Regions from separate parts of the Homo sapiens genome. Here region 1 is linked to region 2. Evidence: chromatin loops called from intact Hi-C (ENCODE). Cell type or tissue: PC-3. All regions are shown on one strand. Links, peaks and the distances in the headings refer to the core of each region. The heading gives the core; the rest is flanking DNA.

Region 1 (10,238 bases), core at 4,763-7,262, 65 kb before region 2:
TTAGCCACTTCCTAGTTTTGCTCTTCTATCCCATGCCTATAATACCATGATAAATGCTGAAATGCCTTGAACTCTCAAATTAAATGTACTATGTTGTACATATTTCCTTTTATGCTCTTTGTTTCCTTTGGGGTGAAAATATACTAATGAGCCAAACATCATTCTATCATCAAAGATTGGTGGGATTTAGGAGGTATCAGTGTGTCCAAGCTGCTCTGACGGACATTGTATGAGTGAGGTAAGACGAAGAGTCAATGCCCAGAAGCAGTGGCTTAAAAAAATTTTTTTGACCAGGTATCAGTCAGGATTTAGTCAAGAAAATAAAAATCACATTAGCTCTTCAAACAGAGGAATTGATTACTTAAGTGTGGAAAGGCTGAAAGAACAGAAGGGGAACACTATAAGAATATCTAGAGATAATAACAGCAGGAATTAGCCCATGCCTTGAGAAAGAGGGACAGAAAGTAGAAGGTGGGGTTACTGTAACCAGAAGATTGAAGGAGGGGCTCCAAAGAGCTGATGTTGTAGCTTTGAAGAGGTGGTGGCATCTGACTTCTGCTGGTAGCTCTGCTGCTAGAGGTCTGACAGAAGCTGAAAGAAGTTGAAAGAAGCCGGAGGCTGCAGCCAGTGCAGCTGCTGGAGCCATGCTGAGGGAAACAGAAACACAGAAAGGAAGCCTCTTCTCTTTCCTCTGACCTTCTCCTCCACTTGCAGAAGGAACCAGCTGGCAAAGGAGGGTCCCAATGCCAACATCACAGAGCAGTGTAGAGGGGGTGGATTTGGAGCTGAGAGACAATAGGGAGATAACTGGCACAGATACAGCCACAATCAAAAATACAGATCACATCAGGACTCAGCACAGAGCTTTTGCACGCATGTCCAACTGCAACAAGCTTCACGAACCAGTGGGACGCACTATATCTTATTTTCTATTCTATTCTATGTCATTTTAATTATTAAAATGCTGGTTACACTCTCCTACGTGATTTCATAATCCACTAGTGCCTTAGAGGAGTCTCAAATCTAAAAAAGAAGTGAATGACTCTGAGACTCCATGAGAGCAAAGTGTATGTGGTTGAGATGAAGAAGGATGTCCATCAAATTCAAACAAAAGTCTGAGCAACTTGGAAAATTCAGGGAAAGTATGGGAAGATTTGTTTTTCTAATTTCAGAGTAGTCTTTGCAAGAAAACAGAGAATATCATTGTGGTAAAGTTGGCAAGATCACATTTTAATTTTGACCCTGCCTTCCTCATCAACATTACAGATGTCAGTTTACAAGTAACATATGACATAGATGTTTACATGCTGGGTGGCACTGAAATACTTAATGTCATTTTTAGAGTCAACATTTATCAGCATGGTGGCACATGGAAATTAGGTTTGTTTTCTTTAGTTGGTCTTAGGAAAATCACAGTGCTGTCCACCGGATGGCATAAAAGTCACTAACAACAGATTCTCCTTTTTATTTCTGGGGTAATTAATCTAGAAGAGTAGACTTGTATGGCCCAAAAACACAATAGGATTGCATTATTTCCTTTTGGTTTTTAGCTAATATCTAGTATTAAGTCAATCTTTCATATATATATATATATATATATATATTTTTTTTAAGTTCATTAGTAATTCAAATACTGAATTTGATCTTTATGAAGAGATTTGGATATCAATACTATTACAAACACAATCTCTACATCCCCCCAAAAGTAGACCAGAAATTTGGAGAGAAACCCAGTTAAAATATGCTATAGCAAAGGCAAATTAAAAGCAACTTAGATGGTTTGACTCACAGAGTTAATAGAGTCGTTTACATTTAAAACCTGGAAGACTGGGCAAGGTGGTTTACACCTGCAATCCCAGCACTTTTGGAGGCTGAGGTAAAATTTTTTTTAAAATGTCAACAGAAAAGTTTTCAATCATCCAATTAAACAGATAATTTGTTTACATTGGGGAGGAGAAGTATGCCGTAACTCTGACGTGTGTGTGTTTATACATGCATGTATAAGGAGAGTGTGTGTGTACATGCGTGTGTAAAATAACATGGGTACTCAAAGGAACAGGTCCAAGTTTAGGAAGAATAGGCCATGTTGACTTGCTGGTATGTACCCAGAACCTGTTTGTTGATGTCAGTCAACTTAGTACTTTCTTCCTTGGGCCAGAGAAGATGTCATCAGATTATGAATCTGAATTGCTTTCTCTCTTTTTCTTATTGATATTTAAGAATATGAAAGAAAAAGATCTTTCTATCCAAAATAGATGAAGCTTAGCTGTAAATTTCAAATGCTGATATTTCTCAGCTGTTATGTTTAAACAAAATGTCTAAAAGCCAACCTACTGCTCACAGTAATCAGCAATATCTCCTATGTAAAATAGTTCAGGAAGCAAAGAAAAAATTTAAAATACGCGATCTCTTTAGTGATTTCACACCTTACTATCTTTCATTGGGTTTGTGACATCATTTTGTGACCTGTTTTAAGATCATATTAGAAAAACCAAAAAAGAAAAAAGATTGTATTAGATATGTATATATATAAGTACATGATAATTAAATATGACTTTCCCCAAATGCCTTGAGATAAGGGATGACAAAATGAAGTGTAACAAAATCAGAGTTCAGAGTCATGTCCCTTAGAAAGTTACGTGATGTTTTGGGCTTCATTCGCCTTATCTATACGAATTGCAATACCGCTTTTGTAAGTTTGTTATAAGGATTAAATCATACAACGTATGAAAAAAAACAAAAAAAAACCTGGAAGAATTTTGGCTTGGATTATACAGAATTTTACCCTTTGCAATTTTTTTACCATGTATTTAAATTCTTTTCTGTGCATTAGATTCCAAACTTCATAAGGAAATCCGAGTCTGAATTTAGGCTCAGATCCTGCTTCTGCCATTAACACACCATTTGACCCTGGCAACTTATTAAACTTATTATTTAATCTTATTAAACTCCTCATCTTACATGCACCACAATGTCTAACAATACATATTCAGTAAAAAACCTATAACTGTTGGAGCTTTTATCTTGTTAGATGAGGATATCTATCAAGAAACTATGATTCTTCTAATTTATTTCTGCTGAAAAATATAAATACACACTAAAGAGAAAGGGGGCAAGCTTCCAGCTCTACTGGAATAGAGAACTATAATGACTGAGAGGTTGAGTTTGGAGTCTGTTCACCTAGGTTCAAATCCAGGCTCCTTGACTTCCTAGGTAACCTGGATGAGTTGCTTACCCTCTCTGTGCGTCATTCTTCCCATGTATAAAATGGGGGGAAAAAAATAACACCATTTAACTCGTAAAATTGTCACGTGGTTTAAAGCTATGTACCTGTAAAGTGCTTTGGAACAGTCCCTGGCAAATAGTCCTTGGCCTACAATAACTAATAGCTATTACTACATTTTTATTCTTATGTCCAGAGTTTGGGTAATCCAGTGGAGAAGTAAAAGCAAGATGGAATGGAAGAGACTATGAAAAAGGCATGAATTTGGGGGATACTTCAAAGTTCTGAGAGTATATTGTAGCAACACTATAGTACTCAAAGTCCCATTGAATAACAGACTAAATCACAGGATCTCTTCATTTCCAAAATGTCCCAGCTCTCTGTTCACAAGAGTTGTCCATGGAAACATGAAACACCTCTTAGGCTTTATAATTAAGAAACTCCCAGGTTTCATAAATAAAACTTCAAGGACAGACTACTACATATTTAAAAGGATTGCTAAAGTAAAAAAGACAGACAATGCCAAGCGTTGGAGAAAGTGTGAGGCAAATGGAACTCACATACACAAACAGGGGTTACATAAACTCCTAAAAATCACTTCAGAAAACTGGCTGGCCATATCTGAGAGAGCTGAGCATATGCATTCCTCATAGTCTATATGCATTCTTTATAATCTATCAATTTCACTCTTAGGTGTATAAGCAATAGAAATAAAGGCATATGTTCATCAAAAGACAAATATATGAATGTTTATAGAGACAACATTTATAATGGCCCAAACAGAAAACAACCCAAATTCTATCACTGAGAATGGGTAAATTGGGATATCTTCATGTAACAGAATGTCATATGTCATAGAGAATGAACAAACCATTGTTAAGCAACATGGATGAATCTCACCAACATAATATTAAGAAAATTAGCCAGATATAAAAGAGTGCATATTGTTGGCCCTTGAACAACATGAATCCACATGTAATCTTTGACTACCCCAAAACTTAACTATATACCCTAATGTTGACCAGAAACCTTACTGATAACATAAACACCCAAATAATACGTATTTTGTATGTTATATACTATATACTGCAGTCTTACAATAAAGTAAGCTACAGAAAATAAAATGATATTAAGAAAATCATAAAGAAGGGAAAATATATTTACTGTTCATTAAGTGGAAGCAGATCATCACAAAGATCTTCATCCTCATCTTCTTCACATTGAGTAGGCTGAGAAGGAGGAGGAGGAGGGGTTGTTCTTGCTGCCTCAGGGGTGGTAGAGGCAGAAGAGATAGAGGAGGTAAAAGGGGAGGCAAGAGAGGCAGGCACACTCTGGATAACTTTTATGGAAAAAAAAATTCACATATAAGTGGACCCGTGCAGTTTAAACCTATATTGTTCAAGGGTCAACTGTGCTTTACGATTTCATTTATATAAAGTTTGAAAGAAGGCAAAACTAAACTAAATTTAGTTAGTTTAGTTTTGAAATCCTTTTAGTTAGTTTAGCATTGAAATCCTTTGTTTCTATGTCTGTCTCCCCTACTCAATCATAACCTGATCAAGACTAGGGACAGTGTCTCATTATATCTTCAGTGTTCAACACAGAGGCTGGCACATAGTAGGCTTCTAGTAAATGTTAATAAAAAGTAAAATTATTGAGATATATTTTACTTTGTATTTTATAAAAATATACTTTGATGCCAAGTTTGCTGATCAGTTTTGTCAAGTAGACTATGCAGTAGTTTATGTCAACTATCTTCTTAATTCTTCCCCCAAATTTCACTCAAACATTTCATCATTTTTCTCTGCCTTCAAATATTATTAGCAAAACTCTGCTAATCAGAGAAGTGGAAGATGTCATAAACTGTACTTTCTTTTTTTGTTTTGGTTTTGTTTTGTTTTTGAGACAGTCTTACTCTGTCACACAGACGGGAGTATAGTGGAATAATCACGGCTCACTGAAGTCTCGAACTCCTTTGATCAAGCAATTCTCTCACCTCAGCCCCCAAGTAACTAGGACTACAGGCATGTGGCACTGCACCCTGCTAATACTTTTATTTTTTTATAGAGATAGTATCTTACCATGTTGCCCAACCCGGTCTCAAACTCCTGGGCTCAAGTGATCCTCTTTCTTAAGCCTCCCAAAGTGCTGGTATTACAGGTGTGACCACCACACCCAGCCTTGTACTTTGTTTATTAAGTTTTCCTAATAGATTCTGTAACTGAAATGTAAAAAAAACTTTTATATGTAGCCTAAGCTGACTCTATTATTTATCAGAGAAATACTACAACCTGACAAATATGTTGGTTATATACTTATGTGGCCTGCTAAATTTGCAGAGACAGAGTAAGTAAAGGTGGAGAAAGGTTTCTGGCTTTGTTATGCCTTAAACAATTTTCTGAGATTCACATTTATTGCTTTAATAGGCTATCAAGAAAAATGAAGTAATTATCTGAGATGCAGAATTCTGTTGATCTGAGCATGGACATTTGTTCCTCCTCCCATGAGAGGCCAGTTCTTATTTTTCTCATGAATCAAATCTATTTAATTCCCATGAGCTCTCTGATTGGAAGAGTGTACTTACATACAACAGCAGAGAATTATGGCACCTCGGCTATTATCACATTCTAATCACAGCTTCTTGCATTTGAGGCTTATGATACAAAGCAGAATTCAAAATGTCAGTTTCTTGAGGTTCAAAAATCAGTTCCATATATGCTGTCTTGGCAGCAGCCAAAAAGGACAAATTAATAAAACATTATGTACAGTACTAAAAAACTGGGAGGTAGGCAGAGAATGGAGATGTACGTCATCCATTAATCAGTGACCTAACCAGAAAAACATTAGTGAATGATTAAAGAAAGATGACCCTAAGGGACTTCAGGGGGATTCAGACAGGCTTTTGTCAAAGCCCCCAAATCTAATGTAATTTCAGGCTGGCCTCAAAATTCAATTTGTGTGGAACCTCTAAGTCATCTATTCCGCAACGACATACAGCATAATTGCATTTGAACAGCTTCCAGCACAGCACTGAGAAAATGTCTTGTTCCGGGCCCTCAGTGCCTACGAGGAAGGCAGTCCAGATGACCACACAGGAGGACGGGCTCAGTAACAGAGTCTGCTGATCCCACCTGCTGACCGTTGCCCTCCACAGGAAGCACATGTTTCTGCTTAATTCCTGCCAGCTTTTGGCTGTCAGGTAGGGCATCTGCAACAGGCAGTTCCCGAGGGCTGCCACCTGGTGCTGTCAGTCGGCTTCAGACCAACAAGGAAAAGGGGAGGCATTCATCGATGTGCTTATTTTTCTGTGTTTAGAGTATTTCTTGGGACTTAGAGTTTTCACTTGGCAAGTTAACTGGTCTTTTTAGTTAGGAGAGAAAAAAAAGGAATTTTGCTTGCTTTCCCTTAACTCAGTGCTCCCTGCTTTGGAAAAGCTATTTTGTAATACCTGGTTCACCCTCATTAAGTGTCTGCAGCTTCTCCACACTACTGAATGGTTGCTTGAAAATATACTTAAAAGTTATATTCTAAACATCATAACTTGAGAAATAGTCATTAAATCCCATTATGTTTTAATGTGTAGTTACAATCACAAATAGGCAAAGTTAGTGTTTCAATCCCATTAGAAAGATTAGACAAAAATAAAACAAAAATAAATGTCTCAGGAGGAAGATGGAGCATTCCTTAGAAAATACCCTTTTTGGCTCCTGTCTCAGTAGTTTATAGCATGCAAAGAAATAGAAGATGTTCAGTGAATGTCAACAGTTAGATGGTATTTCAACCTCAAAAAGACTGCTTATTCTGTTCCAAAATCAACTTATATTCAATTTTCACTCATACCTTTCATTTTGCATCTACAAATGCAGTACAACTTTCCATAAAGCCAATTTGATGTAATGAAATTGATTGAATAAGAAGCATGATTTGATTTTCCCAGATTGCTTTAAGTAGTAGCCTAATTGTGAATAGGAATTAGCACTTGGGTAAGAAGGAAACTATTACCCTGAGGTCTTAGTCTGTTTTGGCTGCTATAACAAAATGCCATAGACTGGGTCATATAGAAAAAACAGAAATGTGTTGCTTACGCTCTGGAGGTGGGGTGGTTCAAGATCAAGGTGCCAGCAGATATGGTGTCTAGTGAGGGCTCACTCTCTGCTTCAATGATGATGCCCACTACTTGTGTCCTCACATGGCAGAAGGACAAAAGGGCTCCTTCAAGTTTCTTTTATAAGGGTAAGAATCCCATTCATGAGGGTTCTGCCCTCATGACCCAGACACCTCCCAAAAACTCCCATCTCTTACTACTATGGCCTTAGGGGTTAGGTTTCAACATATGAATCGTAGAGGGCACAAACATTCAGACCACAGCACCTAGTGACACAGATATTTTCATTAGTGGGTTTTTGTTTGGCTTATCCCACTGATGATTGACAAAAGTGATAATGTTAATAAAATGTATAAAGATGTTGGGTTAATAATAGTATCAGTAGTAATAGGAAAAGTTAGAAGTACTCAAATACTGGACTTAGTTTTTATATCTAAGCACCTACAGGTTTTTTTTTCTTTTCAAGAAAGTATGTGCCCAAGCACATATTTACATTACTGCTAGAAAAATTAGCTTTATCTCTTCAGCTTCATATATTTCCCATTGGAGCAAATCATTCCATCATGTGATTTTTTTTTTGATAACGGAATATATGAGGAGCATAGCCATCACACTATGGCAGAACAGACTGTTCTGAACTTCAAAAATATATTACTATGGAAATTCATGTCCAGAAAGTCAAATGGAAATTGCCATGAGTGTATGTCTTGTTTAATGGCATTTTTAACACTGGAAAGAATCACAGAATTATTTGTGACAGAATTAGAGAAGCCTATATCAGCATATTTGTGGACATTTTCTAGTAAACATAAGCACTCCACTGCCTTTATTTTCATGGTCATATTTTTATTCTACCTGTGTATTTTTAGGAAGTTCAATAAAATATTTGCTCAGAAAGTATTCCGGACATGTAAAGGTATCAGGTGCCAAGTCATACAAAGAACTGAATGCAAGAGAGGAACAGGAAGTTGAATGGGTGAAAAGTGGTTGGGCAGAGAAGTACAAAAGGAATTAAAAAAAACGTAGAATGACCCTTAACTTAAGAATCAGAGGAATCAGACTATAAAGTTAAAAGCCGAAACTGTTTTCATAACTTCTTGTTCCCACAAATGGTGTCTTGATTATCTTAAACCTCTGGCAAGCTGCCTGTGCTTGCTCACACTTAGAGAGGAGCTTGACAATGAATGAAGGCAATTTTAGCCCATTAGTCCATTAGAAGGTTTCAGAAATATCCTCTCTGCACTTTTTATCTTCCCATTGGTGTGCTTACCATCGACTCCCATGCAAAAACTGGGAGTTCCTTTAGGTGTGTGTTTGACGTGGGCAACCTCATCTCCCTTGGGGATGCTGAGGGAGAGAGAGAGTGGTGGCACAAGAGGATGCAGCCACCATGTACCTAAGCATGGGGCTCTAACTCAACAACCACTGGAATACTCAAGGAACTCCTTCAAGGGAAATTCTGTAGCTACACATGTTTGTTAAACCAAAGTGATTTTTCTGAGCAGGGAGGGCATCTGCCAGGCTTACAAATTAGGAAAAAGTTTAACCTGCCCCTTCATACCTCCTTCTCAGTTTTCAGGTTGAGCTGCTGAAAACTCCCCTTGAACATGCAGGACAGCTTGCTGTGTGTGTACAGTTTTTTCAAAGAAGGATGTGACTACAAAGATTTCCTAAGTATCTAGGCATATCCTATATTCATGTTCACAGAAACAATATTCCACATTGATTGTCTATCATTCAGTTGGTTCCAAAGTGCAAACACTCATTTTCCTGTGTGCACTGTGAGAAATTCCTAGATTTTGTTTCAAGAATTTTTCATGGAAAGTAAAACAGTTTTTTTGTTTTTTGTTTTTAACAGAAGACATGTTGAAATGCCTTGAACTTACTTTGGGTGTTTGATAGGATCAGTTTTCTGTAATGTTTCTTCCCACCCTCCTGTTCTTCTCTCATCCAGACCCCAAATCCTTCAGCCACTAGCCTGTTCAGGGCCCTGGTTTGATAACCCTGCAATTGCAGAGTGGAGTGGGAGGAGAAGCCTCATACCTTTGTTTTTCTGGTTCTTCCCAACACCCTGGTGGCCTACTTGGGTGTCCCACAAGCTCTCTGTGGAAAATAGTGCATCTCATTTAGCAACAACTCCACCTAGCACAAGTTCTGAGCTATACTTAAACCAGTGGGGAGAGAGTGTTGGAATGATTAAGGCTTGCATTCGACTGTGCAAGAAGAACCATTTTCTCTTCATGGTGGTGGGCCACAGAGTAATTTCTGCTTCTACTTTCACAACCCACAGGGTAGAGGAAGTGAATTCATGCTTTTTTCCAGTGTGACAAAAATGCAATAGGTGTTCAAAGGTATGTTTTCAGGAGAAAGTTTCAACCAAGTTATAAGGGCTTTAGTGGAGTTTTTTATATGATAAAAAGAATCCACAAGAACATTTTTCTGTTTCCCAGGCTCTCTCATAATGTTGGAATTTCCCTTTACGTGGAAGACAATAATGTAGCTCAGAGTATACATATCTTCATAGCTGTACCAAATGACCACACTCTTTACTATTTCTTTTTCAAAATAGCCACTGTGTTTTATGTTTTGTAATATTTATGGAAAAATAGGAACAACTTGATAGCCCAGCCTTTTAAGAATCTTGGCTATTTAGAGTGTGCTAAGGGAGGTGGCGTGAATTGGCCAACGTTTGCACCTAGAGTACTATCTTGCACCTAGTATACTGTCTTCTTCAGTAATCAGTATGTAAAGTAATCAGTATTTAAAGTGTTCAGACAATTTTTTCTAAGTAGGGGATCACTAAAATATAACACTCACAGCCTTCCAAAAGAGTTCTGCGAAGTGAAAGACTACTCATGGGTTCTGGCTTCCTTCTAACATTTCAAAACCATCTTCTGCCTTCACCCTAGT
Region 2 (10,238 bases), core at 4,461-6,960:
AAAGCCAAGCTACAAGTTAAATCCTCAGACGGGATTGAGAACTTGTCTTCCTGTTTGGTGCACTTTCCTCTGATTTGTCCCCACCCTTCCCCTGTTTTATATATAAGTACCCTTTCCTAATTTGTTTTCTACACTGTCATGCCCACCTTTGAGTGGTGTCTTCCCTTTAACCTTTTTTGCATACTCACAAACCAATCAGCATGCATTCCGCCTTCTGAGTCCATAAAAGACCCCGGGCCGAGCCACATGGGAAAACTTTCCCACCTTCAGGTAGGAGGACCAAACTCGCGTCCCCTCTTTGCTGAAAGCTATTTTCATTGATCAATAAAAATTCTTCTTTGCCCTCCTCACCCTTGAATATCCAGCATATCCTAATTCTTCTTGGGCACAGTACAAGATCTCAGAAATCACCAAACATGGCTGCAAGCTATAACACCGGCAAGCTGGGGCATACCAGTGTGGCCAAATGAGGCGCAGGCAGGGTGGCGCCAGCCAGGGTCCCCAGCTTGCAAAGTAACCGAGAAGAAAAGTCCTACATCAACACCAACCTCAGAAATGCCTTGTTCTAGGAGTCTATTAGAAGGAATCTATCAGTTGGCTTCCAGGCCAACATAGAAACGTAAAACTGCCGAACATGGCACTGAAGAAACTTCCCATTAGCACATAAGTTCAAACCAATTTGATTACGCAGGGATTGTCAAAAAGTATGTTAACAATCTAAGATTTTATTAATATACCCCCAACTCCCTTCATCTATCTGTTCCCCTTTAAAGGAATCCTTTTCTTTGGAGTTATAGAGGACATATTCCAGACAGATGATGTTATACATAAACACACTGGAGCTAACCGAATAGCAAGGTATCAGGGGATACGAAGCTGCTGCAGTTTCACAACATATATTGAAAATAGAAATTTCATGTTCCTTTTTTCTGGGTCTTTATAAGGAGATTCAAAATAATGCTTTCAGTTCATATATTTTTTAAAAGTTTATCATTATAATGTTACCACTTTGTGGGCATAACAAAAAGGAAAAATATGTACATGGATTCATAAGCCTCTTGGTTCCTCAGATAAGTTTCCCTTATTGTACAATAAGGGAAAAAAATAGAAAGAATATTTCCAAAAGTATTTAAAAATGGTTAAGTAATTTATAATTGAATAGTACTACAGTAATCACATTATTGAGAAGGTCTAAAATGTTAAGAATTTGCTTTTGATTTCCCTGGATAAGACCTATTATGTTAAGAAATTGCATCCAAAAGATGTGGGGACTGGATTGTACAAATTTACTCTGCAATTTAGAGGTTATCTCTACTTCATATATTCTAATAAAAATTGTTTGATAATGTATTGGTTTGTTTTAGTTTGCTAAACAGGCTGTTGAAACCACTCTATTCAGTCGCACTAAAGTCACATCTCCAAGAAGCACTTTTAATTACACTTAATAGGGATGGTGTACCAGTTATTTGCAACAGCTTCTCACTTGCTATCAACCAGATCTTGGCTTTTCATTCACATTTTAATGTTATTTTCTCTTCATTTAAATTTCAAAAAATTAATGTGAACAATTAGTTATAAAAATTATGAAAGCAACCAGGCTTTCTTTCTCCTGGACCAATTGATAATTGGCTTGGCCCTGGTTACAGTTATTCTACAACCAATATGCACCAACTGCCTACAATAGACCAGGCCCTGTGCTGGGTACTGAGGAAATAATGGTGTGAACAAGAATATTATCTCTGGTCTATCTGTGATCTGACAGGAATAACTGCTATTGAACCAATAACAACCAGGAATAGTGGGTCCTATGAAGAATGTATAGTACTATGGAATCTCCCGAGGGAGAGTTAATCTTTAATGGAATTTTAGGAAAGGCTTTCTGGGGGAAATTGTGTTGAGAACTAATATCAGTTGTCCTCCAATATTGGTTTTCTCCATATTCCAAGAATAGAATTTTACCTGGTTACATAGAGATTCAGAATAAAGACTCCCTGCTTTCTTTGCAGTTAAATAAAGTCAAATAACCAATTTCTGACAAATGAAATATGAGTAGAAACATGTGTGGAACTTCTGAATTGTACCCTTTGAGAAAACATACCTGATTTTGCCTTTTCTTTCTTCACTTTCTGCTGTCGGGAATATAATCATGGTGACAGGACATCCTGGACAATGCAAGTAAAGGAAACTATGGTGATAGAGAGTATTAAAAAAAAGAATATGACCTCTAATGATATTCAGAGCATAGCAGCCATACCAGCTTAAAGAGAAATAAAATACAGTCTTGTTTACTACTGGTTTTGTTGTTGTTGTTGTTCTCTGCTACACACAATTCAACATATATCTTAACATTGTCTTGAGGGGAGAGCCTAAGTAAACCAAAAGAGGAGGAGGACAGCATTCCAGACAAAAAGATAATTTGCATAACCCATTAAAGGACATAAAACTTTTATATGACTAGTTTGAAAGTAGGGGTAGATTTGTCAAGATGAAGCTGCAGAGGGAGTATAGTAGATTGTTCCAGTAAAGGCCCGTGATTGGTTCACACCTCTGCTATACACAGTTTGACCATGTGACTTGCATTGGTCAATAGGAAAATACCAGACACAATTTTAGCAAGGCCTTGACAAGTCACTCTTGTCTGCTCTTTTGAACCCTGAAACCACCACACATGAACACGCCTGGGCTAGCCTACTGGAGGATGAGAGATCATGTGGAACAGAAATGTGCTGTTCCAGCTGAGTGCTGTTAGGCCATCCAGCCTTCAATAGCCAGACATAGAAGTGATGTTTTCTTGGACTATCCAGCCATAGAAAAGCTGCCAGGTAACCTCAGAGATCTGCCAAGACAGCCCAGACAAGAAATGCCTAGCTGACCTACAGAATTAAAAGCAAATACATTGTTGTTTTAAATTGTTAAATTTTGGGATGGTTTGTTACATAGCAAAAGCTAATTGATACAAATAGAGCACAAACTATATGGGATCCTATAGTTATTATTAATTCATCCCATGTTTATTAGCACCAACTTTTTACCCGATACTGTGCTAAAATAGGCACTGGAGATGCAGACAAGACACAAGGTCTCTGCCCTCATGGATCCTACCTGCCTATCAGCCATACTGAGGAATTTGATTTGTCATAAAGACAGTAACAAACTACTAAAAGTCTTTAAAGGAAGAGACAATGATTAGGTTTGCACTTTAAAGGCTGTTACGTTAAAATGTGGAAGATAGATTGGAAAGGAGTAAGTGTGTATACTGAAAGACAAGTTAAGAGGCCAATGCAATAGTCCCAAAGAGGGATGATTGAAACTTAGTATAAGATGTTATCCGTTTACATAGCGAGTAGAGATATTCATTAGTTAAGAGATAGAAAGTATAAGATTTGGTAACTAATTAAAAATATGGAGTGGGCAAAAAGAATGATCAAGGACAACAGTTTTCTGGCTTGAAGAAGTTGCCAATAAATAATGGTGCTCTTTATTGAGGTATGAAACATTGAAAGTAGAGGTCTACGTAATGAAAATTATCAATTTAGATCTCATGGTGTTAACTTTGAAACGTTCATGAAATTATTAAAGTGGAGATAATAAAAAGGCAGATATGTGATTCTAGAGTTCCATGAGACACTTGGTCTATGTACATATTCAGAATTACTTGACATAGTAATGGAAATTAAAGACACACAGAAGCTGGCAGGGCACAGTAGCTCACACCTGTAATCCCAGCACTTTGGGAGGCTGAGGCAGGCAGATCACCTGAGGTCAGGAGTTCAAAACGAGCCTAGCCCACATGGCAAAACTCTGCCTCTATTAAAAATACAAAAGTTAGCCAGGCGTGGTGGCACGTGCCTGTATTCCCAGCTACTCGGGGAGCTGAGGCAAAAGAATCACTTGAACCTGGGAGGTGGAGGTTGCAATGAGACGAGATCGCACCACTGCACTCCAGCCTGCGTGGCAGAGCAAGACTCCATCTCAATAAATAAATAAATAAAAATAGAGACACACAGAAGTAGGTGAGATTGTCTAGACAGGGGAAAGTGTAAATGAGGAGAAGGAATGACCCTGGGCAGGATTTAAAGGAATGACAACACTTAAAAGTTTAATAGAGAAGGAAAATCTAGCTAAGAAGATTGAGAGCAAACAAAAGAAAAATGGAATCCTGAAGCATGTCCTGACGTGAAAAAAAAAAAAAAAAGGAAAACAATACTTTTAAAGAAGACTGGAAAATTTTGTTGAGGCTGCTGAGTGGTTAAGTAAGATAAGGACTGAAAAGTGTTATTTGGCTATAGTAACTGGATATAGTTATAATTGGTGAGATTAGCAGGGACCATTTCAGTGGAGCACTGGAGATGAAAATCAGAATGCAGTGGGTTGAGAAGACAGCAGAAAGTAGGTTAAAAGTGATAGTGTACAGAACTCTTTCAACAAGTCAGGCTGAGAAATGGAGGAGAAAGATAAGAATATAGCTACACAGAGGGACATAGAGTCAATAAATGGTTTAAATATTTACATACTTAAATGTTGATGAGAAAGATCCCATGAAGAGAAAGAGGTTGAAACTAGAGGTTAAAGTAGGGATGAGATTCAGGTGGAGGAAATGACTTCTTATAGGAAACAGAGCCCTTAACTGGTGACAGTAGTGCCATCTGAGTTTAGATGCAGAGGAGGAGGGTATCTGGGCTCATCTAGAGTTGGGGGCTATCCAAGTAAATGCAGCTGACAAAGGGTCAAGGGTGCTAGAGTGTTAGCAAGACTGCAATTGAAATACGGATGCAAAAAATCAAATATATGAAGGACAAGGACAGGAGGAGACTGGTATATCAGTAGAGAGAAGAGAGATCAATGGCCTGGAGAACCAAATGAGTTAGAAAGACAGACATGGCAGAAATAGTAAAGCAGGAAGCCTTGAAGTGTAGGAGGATGTGGCAGATATTAGCCTAGCCCCACATTGCCAACCTCCTGGTGTTCAGGTCTTTGTGGGATCCTATTCCCTCCCCAGACCAGAGGTGATGATAAAGCACCAGGTTATCTCAGTAATAAGTGGATAAGGTGAAGTGAAGGAAGGAGACAGTGGGAATGGGGAGAACAACTTAGAGAACCTATGACTTGCTTCTAACCAACTAAATACAGCAAAGGAGATGGAATATGCCCGATTATGTGCACCTGATTACGTTATGTAAGCCTGTAAATGCTGTCTTCTCTCCCTTGCTGGCTTTGAAGAAGCAAGCTGCCATATTGCGCACTTGACTATGTCATGGGCCATGTGACAAGCAACTGAAGATGCTCTCTGGACAGCAGCCAACAAGAAATGGAGGCTTTCAGTCCAACAGCCTGCAAGAGACTGAATGCTGCTAACAACATGAATCCTGAAGCATGTCTTGACATGAAAAAAAGGGAAAAGAATATTATTTTAAAAGAGTGGAGAAAGTTATAGTTGCTAAGTGGTTAAGCAAGCCAAGGACTGAAAAGTGTTACTTGGATATAGTAACTGTATATAGTAATCATTGGTGAGCTTAGCAGGGACCATTTCAGTGGAACACTGGAGTTGAAAACCAGAATGGAGTGAGTTGAGAAGCCAGTGGAAGGGGGTCCTTCCTCAGTCTAGCCTTCATTGAGACTGATGCCCCAGCCAGCATCTTGATAGCAGCACTGAAAGACCCTGAAGCCAAGCCTGTACTTCTAATCCATAGATACTATGAGATAATAAATGTGTTTTGTTTTAAGCTGCTGACTTTGTGATAATATGGTTACAAAGCATATATAACTAATGCAGAGGATGTCATCAGAGATAGGAATGTCAGACCAGAAGTGATGACAAGCACTGGGTTATCTCAGTAGTAGGTTGATAAGGTGAAGTGAAGGAAGGAAACAGTGAGAATGAGAACGACTTAGAGAATCATGTTTTGTTTGTGTTCCATAATGACTAAGAAGTTATATATGCAATGAACTTCAGACTTTGAAGACATATGATTAAACAAAAGGTATTATTGAGAGAACTGTTGGCAGCACACATACGGAAGGATGTGGTATTTTACTGATAATCAAAAAATGAACACAATAATAGGATATCTGTGTCTAGGATAAAACAATAATCACAGCCCAGTCTTTTGGAAGCCTCAATGCAGTTACTGAGCTTGGTCATTTGACATGTCTGTGTTTGTACATAACTCTGTGACTTACCAACTATGTGACTATGGGAAATTTTCTTCACTGAGTTTTTGTTTCTTATGTATAAAATGTATATATTAAAGTAGGGTTGTTATGATGATTAAATGAGATAATAGATGGAGAACACTTGTCACTGCACATGGCATAAAGTAAGGCTTAAATATAACTCTTTCTACCAGCTTTTCACAGAAGAAACTCCTACTTCACACACACACATATAAATTGATCAAATGAATTCAAAAACTAGAAAATATCACATAAGAGGTCAAAGAAAGATCTTAGAAGAATCTATTTCTAAAAAGTCGTCCAGGCCAGGCACGGTGGCTCACATCTGTAATCCCAGCACTTTGGGAGGCCAAGGCAGGTGGATTGCTTGAGGTTAGGAGTTCAAGACCAGCCTGACCAACATGGTGAAACCCCGTCTCTACTAAAAATACAAAAATTAGCCAGGTGTAGTGGCACATGCCTTTAATCTCAGCTACTCAGGAGGCTGAGGCAGGAGAATTGCTTGAACCCGGGAGGCAGAGGTTGCAGTGAGCCAAGATCATGCCACTGAACTACAGCCTAGGAGACACAGCGAGACTCCAACTCAAAAAACAACAACAACAACAAAAACAAACAAACAAACACCTAATCCATCCAGATAGGTAGAATACCACACAAAAAAATTGATAAATTAATTATGTCCCAGAAGGGAAGAAGGAGGAAAAGCCCATTTTTAAAAAGAAATGAGGTAAGGCTTGATTACAGACTTACAGAATGTAACACTAACTTTCAGAAATATGATCTCATTTTCCCCTGAGGAGATACTAAATCAGCATCCATACCTCACAAAAGCAACACACTTTTAAACCCTTCTTTTTCTAACTGTGAGTAAAGACTTTATTTCAGAACTATGTTGTACCTCCAGATGCAGTGCTAGCTTTCGACTGGCCTCATATACAGTGCTTGTCACTTTTTCAAGATGAAAGTAAAGCCATTCTTCCTCAGGTGCTTATTAATCATCATAAGCTATCGTTTAAAAGCAATAAACAATGCACACATGGTGATTAGCATAGGATTATTTTTCATAAGAAAATAAAGTCTGGCTCAATATGTTTTGGATTCACACTCACAAGGAAAACCCACCATGTAATTCTCCATCTCTTTACCAAGGAGAAAGAAAGATCACCTGTTTTGAAGGGCACACAATCCTGATATTTAGATTAATTTATGCTTAGAACTATCCAAAGAAATTTCAAGAACTGGTTATGTTTGCGAATATATTTTTTGGATATTTTAAATAGAAAAATCACATTTTATGTAAGATAAAAAATCAAAGCACCAAAAGGTTAAATTTCATGGAACCTCTGGTCTTATGAAATACAAATAGTTCTTAAAGTATAAAAGCTTTCTCTTATATCCAACATTTATTCTAATTTTTTGCATATAAAAGTATCCGTAATGTGTACCAAATGCCCAGGTGTTTACAACTATTAATAAATGAAAATGTTTGTAGAACTTCATGCCTTTGGGCAGGACATAAAATTTAGAATACTTTCAACAAAAACCTGAAGAATTTCTTCATAAGTAAATCACATTCGGAAAATAAAACAAAACATACAATTCACAAATTTTAGAAAAAGACGGAATTTGCAATCATGCTCCACACCACACAAATAATTTTTAACTATGTCACATGCTATTAAATCAGATATTGTTGCCTTAGTTTTAATAATGTCTTTGGTCCAAAAATTGACATAAGTTTTTGTTTCAGTCTGTCAGAACATTTTTTCAGAAATGTATCTGTCCCCTTCTAGACTGCATGACCAAAAAAATTGTTGCAAATACACATTTTAAACTAGGTTTAGACGTTTTTATAACACGGCATTTTTCCAAGATAATTATTTATAAGATAAGGAATGCTTTAAATGGTTGATAATATTTAAATTATCATATATTTAGGTTTGATCTAACTATATATTTTTGAAAATATGAAATAAAGTTATCCTTCAAATTTTTTAAAAAATGTTTTACCAAATTGTCTAACTGACTAAATTGTACACAACTTAGTATTGTTGAGGATTGGTTCTGTGTCTTGATTAAGGTAGCCTGTTTTGAATAAATGTCTTAGTATTTTTACACTACTCTTGAGTTAAAAACAGAGCAGGTTTTCATTTAGTCATTAGCAAATATTCATTTGCGTATTTTGTTTTAGTGGCTTAGTTGCCAAACATTTAGCTAAATGATAAATAGACACTCATTGAAGAGTTAAACTTTCCAACAGGGTGGTCTTGATATGAGTCAAAGCCAGGAAGTTAATTCTTACTTTCCAAAACACCTAATGCACACAAAAGTAATTAATTCGATAGCTGTGTAGGCTTTCAATTCTGTGAATTTATAATGTCTTCCATATTTTATTGTTTACATAGTTAAGGTATTATACTTCCTTATAACATTTACATAGAGTTGAGATACAAATAAGTTAATTTAATTGATGTAATCATTAATTACTGAATCATCTCAGTTGTGATCGTTCTGTTTTATGAGGTAATTTCACGATGTAGAGACTGTTTTCCATTATTTTATAATTAAGTACCATTTCTGCACACCCTCTCCTCCCATTAGCTCACCGTTGAAATTCCATGGAAGGAAAATGTATTAATAAATTACACCACTTGCAGCTGATTCAGGTATTACAGAAAATTGACGCTTACTAAAGAAATACTATAAAAATAACAGTTAAGCCATTACCACTAAATAAAGCTATGCTTTAACTGAGTTTGGTTTGACAAGATGCAATTCCAAGAGACATAACTTTCAGGCATCATAAGAAATCTACATGAGACTCCTGTTGCAGGCATCCAGGGATCTCCATCTCAATTCTGTCCTTATTACACTGACTCCAGTCAATGTGCAGAGAGCAAATCAGTGAATTGAGGATGTCCAGTGGGGTGTTAACAAAGTTATGGAGATTCAAAAACACATATAGGATACAGGGCTGGCAGCACCAAAGAGGCTATGGGGATGGCGGTAGATTACAGAGCCTACAGCTGTAGCCAGATGTAGTGAATGCTGCAGATAGATTATTCCATCATGATTCAGACATGATAAAGTACCAATTGTAGACATTTAGTAAATGTAGATGCCATCTGCTAAGTGCTGCTGCTCCTAAAGATTTTAAATCTAGCAACAAAATTTTATCCAATGGAATTAAAAAGTAAATATAATATGTAAAGTACAAACAATAAGACATAATTAATACATAGTCCTTAATATCTGTTTTATAATGAATTAATTATATAGTAAAATAGTTACAATGACTCATGAATAACTTAAATATAAATTGAATAGATTTAAAACAATTATGAAATTATGATTATTTAATATGAATTAAACTGTAATTAATATATCTGCATAGTAACTTTAAGAGAAAATGTCATGGGAATGAAGCTTGAAAAGATGATACAACCTAAGCAAACAATGCACCTTTTTTGGCAAATTTACAATTAATGCATTTTAAATAAAACTTTGCCAAAATTAACTCCTCCCTTTTCCAATATCCATCCCCAAAGTTCCTTGCTCTGGAGTCAATACTCTGGGGCATGGTCTTAAGCATGTCACGTTGCTATTGTTGATGGGGCCAAAGACCTCTCCAGGTGCTCCATTCTTGAGGGCTTAGATGTCATCTCCATAAAAATAATTCTGCCATCTGCCTGTATGTCAGCAACTTACTTCTCATTCCCATAAAGGCTCAACCAATATTTTGCAACTTCCCTACTTTAAGAAGAATTCTATTTCAGAAAAATTTAAGCACTTATAAATGTAAAGTGAATAATAGACAGGTCAGCAGGGGTCAGATGATAAAAGCTCATATATTTTTCCTATAGAATCTGGACTTTTTTCTTAATTGACTATGAATTCGTTGAATAATTTTATGCAGGAGAAGCATATGAAATGAGTCGTGGTATACAAAAATTCATTTAGTGGCACTAGGCATAATGGAGTAGAGTTGAAGGAAATAAATTATAGGCTTGGAAAGCTTAGGGAGATGTTATAGTAACGCTGATAAGAAATGATAGGCCCCTAAC

Evidence for each region. Hi-C counts contacts between places; a loop is a spot of excess contacts. Peaks named below come from ENCODE experiments on the same cell type or tissue, not always from the same donor. Only the 100,000 strongest peaks of a DNase experiment are listed, where the experiment ranks them.
Region 1: a loop joins it to region 2, with 2.4 times the contacts of the local background. A loop is called at or near these places in 3 of 110 quality-filtered maps.

Annotation. Positions count from the first base shown.
Region 1 is chr4:144,556,177-144,566,414 of GRCh38, forward strand. It overlaps LOC105377462 (a long non-coding RNA gene), which reads right to left and starts at 5,971. Exons shown (of 7, transcript XR_939273.3): 1 at 5,808-5,971. In PC-3, for the core only: no CTCF peak of the experiment used is centred there; no DNase peak of the experiment used is centred there.
Region 2 is chr4:144,621,938-144,632,175 of GRCh38, forward strand. No RefSeq gene overlaps it. Among named protein-coding and RNA genes, the nearest start is that of HHIP-AS1, 19 kb to the right of the region's middle. In PC-3, for the core only: no CTCF peak of the experiment used is centred there; a DNase peak (open chromatin) is centred at 5,904; H3K27ac peaks cover 344 bases.